2 separate regions of the Mus musculus genome follow, and region 2 is linked to region 1. The links are chromatin loops, found by intact Hi-C in ENCODE. Cell type or tissue: heart. All regions are shown on one strand. Links, peaks and the distances in the headings refer to the core of each region. The heading gives the core; the rest is flanking DNA. Region 1 holds the start of Rab30 (RAB30, member RAS oncogene family). Region 2 overlaps Rab30 (RAB30, member RAS oncogene family).

Region 1 (2,911 bases), core at 97-2,596:
GGAGGGGAAAAATAAAACACTCAAATTACGCATATCAGCATTTTTAACTTTTCAGAGACCCTCAGTAGGTCTTTTGGCATCTTTCTATAGTGAACTTCAGAACCTGAAAAACAAACACACAGTACTGTTTGAGTTACTGGAGAAAAGGTGTTGAGATGCTGAGCAAATAGGCTCAAAAGTTCTTTAAGTATTCTGAATGTATTTTCATCGGTAAGGGTACCAAGTGGTTAAGGGAAGGGGATGATGTGTTAACTAACGTTATCTGCACGAAGATGTCACAACAAAACACATTATTTTGCACAATATAGGTAACAAAAGAAAAGGGAAGTTTTCCACAGTTATCAACTTCGAATATACGCAGTATTTTAGCACAGTTCATTTAGCGTTAGTCGAGAAAGACTGCTCACTTGCAGTCCCTTTTCAATGTCGTTTACGTTCGCTGGTGGGGTAAGAAAGGTTAGGTGCTAACTTCTTTTGGTAGATCCTTCCTTTGTCAGTTTCAGGGCCAAGCTCCACAACCCTTCGCGATCACATTATCTAGCAAAGGATTTCTTTGAGGCCCTTTGCAATTCACGACCGAACGAAAATTCAGTGGTGGGAGCAGGGGTCTGACACCTGAGGAAATGATCATGAGGGATTAAGAAAAATGACAAGGCAAAAAATAAATAAATAAAAATAACCTAGGTTTAGCTCCACTCACAGGGTGCACGCGAGCTTTTCGTCTTACAGGCGCGAGGCCCGTCGTCCCGAGTCCCCACACCACAACAAAGACACATTTTGCCCAGAGAGTCTCCCCAGGAAGTCTAAGGGTTTCTCCACGCTCAGTAAAGCGACTCCCTGTGTCCCGGGGTGGCGAGGCCTTGTGCAACCCCAGCGGGTTGCGGTTCACTCCGACTCGCGATGGCATTTCTGGCTCGACAGCCCTGAAGGTCCCCAGTGTAGCCTCCGTTCAGTCCTAGCCGGTGCGCGAGGCTATCAAGTTCTACATCCTAGCCTCACCATTCTCACCATGCCACCTTTCGGCTCCACGAGCCCCTCGAAACCTCGGCTCGCCGCAGCTCCAGGGCTCCAACATGGCGGCCGGTCCAGTTCTTCTCTGGGCGCTCTGACCAGAGCATCCTGGGTATTGTAGTTCCAGCTGTAGCCTCTACGTCGCTCCCGGACTTCAAAGGACTACAGATCCCAGAGTGCACAGCTCTGGAGCATGGCTATTGGGGCCGCTCGGACAGAGGGATGATGTCATTGCAAAACCCTACTGCATTCATTGTGCTACGGTCTATCCACCCCCCGCCCCCCCGCTGCTGCTGCTGGGCTCGCTATTGCCGCTCGCTCCAGCTGAGCCCTGAGTAGCAGCAGGACCAGGGCAGGGACTGACTCCAGTCCTTGGACTTAGGACACCGCAGCACCTTCTCTTGCGTGCGTGACTCATTCGTATATCATTTCTTTTTATGCCTGGGGTGGGGAGAAAAATCCCAAACCAGGTGAGTTGAAGTGATTTATTCAAATCGTTTTCCCAAGTTATCCCTCCCGCTTAGTTCTCAAGGCTTTCTTTTGAGAAGATGGGGCCGGGAATGGGGGTATGGATTCGGGAGGTTCTCACCGGCGCTGCTAAGAGCTAAATAGCTCTGTGCAATTTGGGTCACTGCAAAGAACAACTCCTGCAACCTGCCCCCGCCAGAGGACTGGTGCCTGCCAATTTCCTTGCTTCAACTCCCTTTAACCTTTTTAAGGCTAGGAGAGGGGGCTGGGCTGGGAAGGATGTTGGGAAGTGCACTTGGAAAACACGAGGAGGGCAAAGGTGGGGGACTGCAGTCCTGTCATTCCACGACCCCAGTGCTGAGGTTTGAGTGGGAAAGGGTGATGTGTGGGGAGAAATGGAGACAGTAATTTAATGTGGCCGTACTTCTTGAGAACATTTGTGTCGCTTGGACTAGCACACACTATTTTTAAGATGAGCAGGTTTCTCTTGAGTCGCTTAAGTTTCGTAGGGCTTTATTTTATGTTTGTATGTTTGTGTCGTTTGTCTCGCCTTTTCCTGCTGATTTGAGGTGACAGTGTCCTTTAATGGTGCACTCCGTGCCAGTCAGAAATATTTCACGTGTCTAGGGAAGGATCTCTTCGGCTGCTAGAAGCTGCATTTTTGTTAAGCGTTTTCATTTTTTTGTGTTCTCCCGACTGCGGGATTCGGGATGGTTTGGAAGTAGAATTTGTGCTTGTGTGAGTGTTTTAAATTACATCGCGATAGGCTCTTGCCACTGACAATGGTACTGTAACAAGCTGCCGTTTCTGAGGCTTAGTCTCCACTCAGAAATAACGGTTTGCAGACGGAATCGATTAGGAACCTGGGTGCTTTCTTGTTCTTTTTCTTTTTAACACTTTAGGGGAAGGAAAAGTTGAATGTTGTGTCACCCCGTTACTGGACTTTAATGAAAGGTATCCAAGGACAGAGAACCTGACCTGGGAAACTAGGGAGCGTGGTAGTGTGCTGTTTGTTTGAATTTTGTTTTCCAACGAACTGACACGTTTAATAAGGCAGGCAACATTCTGACTTGTATGATGCTGGCTCTCCTCTTAAGAGTTACAGGGATGAACGCTGCAATAAATATGTTCCTTTGAGATAAACAGCTGGCTGGCTCCGGAACAGATGGGGCCAGTCTTAGCTGAGAGATATACAACCTTGGAAATGAATGGACTTTGGGTCAACCACACCCCCTTTAGGAATGTCAAAAGAAGGAGAACCGCCAGAGTATTTGCTTAACTCCAAAAGGCTAAAGCTTTTTTCACAGCCTCTGCCAGCTTTAGAGGAAAAGTCATTTACTGTCTGTCTTTCGCTTCTGGGAACCAATTTTATTCATTTTTAATTGAGATGCTCAGGTCTCCAAAGTTGGAGCTGCTGGGTGACACTTTGTTA
Region 2 (2,911 bases), core at 116-2,615, 91 kb after region 1:
ACTCTGCATAATGTCTTGTTGTGATCTCTGTATTTGTTCCCATCTGCTGCAGGAGGGAGCTTCTCTGATTATAGCTGAGCAAGGTCCTGATATGATCTATGAGTGTAGCAGATTGTTATTAAGAGTAATTTTATTGCTACGTTTTTATTTCCTTTAAACAACAGTAGTATTTGGTTTTACCTTAGGTCTCCGGGCTATCCATTCTCTGGTTCTTGGACTCCCAAGTAGTGTTGGTATGAGTGCAATCTTGTTGAGTGGGCCTTAAGTCAAATCAGTTATTAGTTGGTTACTTCCACAAGCTTTGTGCTACTATTGCCCTAGTATATCCTGTAGGCAGGACAGCATTGTAGATCTAAGACTTTGTGGCTAGCTTGGTGTTCACATTCTCTTTTGGTAGTGTACAGAAAGACATCAACCAGTGTACCAAAGACACTAACTAGACCACAGGGATGAATGCTCAATGTAGGCACCAGCTTGACTTCTCTATGCTTAGTGAGTTGTATAGGTATTGTCTTCTGCAATGGGGCCTTGCTGTCAGTTTGTGGAGAGCAACCTATAGTCTTGGCAAAAACCAAGGTTGTTTGGGGGATCCTATGGGGTCCCTTTGGCCAACAACTCAAGGAGATGTAACGCAATCCCAGTAATGGAAACTTCATTTACTAACAAGAGATGATCAGTTGGGGACTCTTCTTCTCTCTTTGGAGATTTCATTTAGATTGCCTTCACTTCTGTTTATGTCTTAGGAAGCTTCTTCGTGTTAATTTTCCATACTACCCCTCAGTTGGCCCTTAATTTTAGCTGTCTCTCCTCATAACCATTTCTGCTATTTAAACTGTCCCCTCTAAACCCTTACTTTATATCTAACTTCTGCGACTCTTTAAATTGTAGCTTGGTTATCACTGACTTAATACCTAATATCCCCATGTAAGTGAATGCATAAACATATTTGCTTTTTTTGGATTTGGGATATCTCACTTAGAATGACTTTTTTTTCTAGTTCCAGCCATCTACCTGTGAATTTCTTAATTTCATTTTGTTTTACTCGATTGTGCAAATGTACCACATTTTCTTTATCCATTCTTCTGTTGACGGACATCTAGGTTTCCCTTTTCTGGCTATCATGACAACAGCGAATGGTTGAGCAACTGTCCGTGTTGTGGTTGGATGACGTGGTTTTTGGGTGTATGCCCAAGAGTGAGTAGTATAGCTGGGTCTTGGAAGGAATGACTCCCATCTTCCTGAGGAACCACCCTGATTCCCACAGTGGTTGTACAAATTTGCACTTCCACCAGAAGTAGATGAGTGTTCCCTTTCCTCCCCCTGGCCAGCGTGAGCTGTCACTTGGTTTCCTGATCTCAGTCATTCTGATGTGTATAAGATGAAATCGCATATATTTTTGGTTGTGAGCCCTGTAGCAGTGAATAGTTAATCCACTTTGGCTCTTTGGCTCCTGCATGCACTCTGTACCCACCCAAGAGCTCTGGATTCACAAATAAAAGGCGGGCAGACAGACAGACAGACAGACAGACACACGCATGCACATTAGCTAATTTTGATATGCCTTGACTAGCTCAGTAGTTGGGCATTTCTAAACCTCCCCATGGCTAGCACATAGTACCCTCTGGTATTCCTGGCTTAACACCTTCTAAATCTCTATTTTATCTTTGCTGCCCTGTTACCTTCTGGGCAGCCTCCTCATAGGGCCGCTTTCCCTTTCCACCTACATTGCTGGCTCATTTCTCTTCTACAGCTCTTACATCTGCTCCATTTGCCTCCGAATCATGGTGATTTTCCTCTCCTTCTTCCCTAGGTCCCTTGCCTGTGGAATACAAAAGTCCCTGCTCTATCTACCTACCTAGCCATTTGGCTGTAAAGCAATTCTTTATTGCCAGCCAAAGCCAGCTGGGGTCATGGACACTTAGCGTCTGTAGACCAGACTGGCCTTGAACTCAGAGATCTGCCTGCCTCTGCCCCACTAGGGCAAGGATTAAAAGTGCACATCACTATGACTGGCCTTTTATTCCCTTTTTGTTCAGTCATTTCCAATGTAATGAGTTGCTTTCTTAGGATCTTCCAAAATTAACCATTAAAATTCATTCGTCTAGTGGTGTTTTTTGTTTGGTTTTGTTTTTTGGTTTGTTTGTTTGTTTGAGACAGAATTTCCCTGTGTAACAGAGAGCCCTGGCTATCTTGGACTCACTTTGTAGTGTGAGCTGGAATTGTAACTTACAGATATACATCTCCCTCTGCCTCTTGAATGCTAGGATTAAAGGCATGCACCACCACACCTGTCTCACTTGTATTTTTTTTTTTTTTTTTTTTGGTTTTTCGAGACAGGGTTTCTCTGTATAGCCCTGACTGTCCTGGACTTCACTTTGTAGACCAGGCTGGCCTCGAACTCAGAAATCCGCCTGCCTCTGCCTCCCGAGTGCTGGGATTAAAGGCGTGCGCCACCACGGCCGGCTCACTTGTATTTTTAATATGCTGTGGACTTCTGGACTTAAATGTTCATTCAGTGTGTTTTAATCCTGTGCAGTTATTACTGCCCAAGTTCCTATTATTTCGTCATTGACATGGGAAGCGTCTTCAGATAAGCTCCCAAATCCTTTAGGATTACTCCAGGCATCTTTGCAACAGTTTTCCCGCTCTCTGATACGGCAAATATTCAGGCATACCATTTAATGCCCCACACCTACAGCTGACAATGTCTTTAAGAGGTGATCTTTCTTTCTAATGTGAAGATTATAGTTAGGGACCCCAGCCTCAGTGTTGGAATCATCTTTACTTGTAGGTCACCATTTCTAAACTTTTTGTATTAAAAGCTGATATGTATGCAAGTGTGTGATATGTATGCAAGTGTGTGATATGTATGCAAGTGTGTGATATGTATGCAAGTGTGTGATATGTATGC

What was found. A loop is a pair of places that touch in the nucleus more often than their neighbours do. Peaks named below come from ENCODE experiments on the same cell type or tissue, not always from the same donor. Only the 100,000 strongest peaks of a DNase experiment are listed, where the experiment ranks them.
Region 2: it touches region 1 in a loop (2.1-fold over the local background); 13 of 42 quality-filtered maps call a loop at or near these places.

The regions. Positions count from the first base shown.
Region 1 is chr7:92,740,362-92,743,272 of GRCm38, forward strand. It overlaps Rab30 (RAB30, member RAS oncogene family), which reads left to right and starts at 1,353. Exons shown (of 5, transcript NM_029494.2): 1 at 1,353-1,481. 4632427E13Rik (RIKEN cDNA 4632427E13 gene) reads right to left here and starts at 1,098. Exons shown (of 2, transcript NR_015510.1): 1 at 701-1,098; 2 at 345-615. In heart, for the core only: a CTCF peak has its summit at 1,175; a DNase peak (open chromatin) is centred at 1,260; H3K4me3 peaks cover 2,500 bases; H3K27ac peaks cover 2,068 bases.
Region 2 is chr7:92,831,409-92,834,319 of GRCm38, forward strand. All of the region lies in intron 4 of Rab30 (RAB30, member RAS oncogene family), which reads left to right. Among named protein-coding and RNA genes, the nearest start is that of Ddias, 41 kb to the right of the region's middle. In heart, for the core only: no CTCF peak of the experiment used is centred there; no DNase peak of the experiment used is centred there.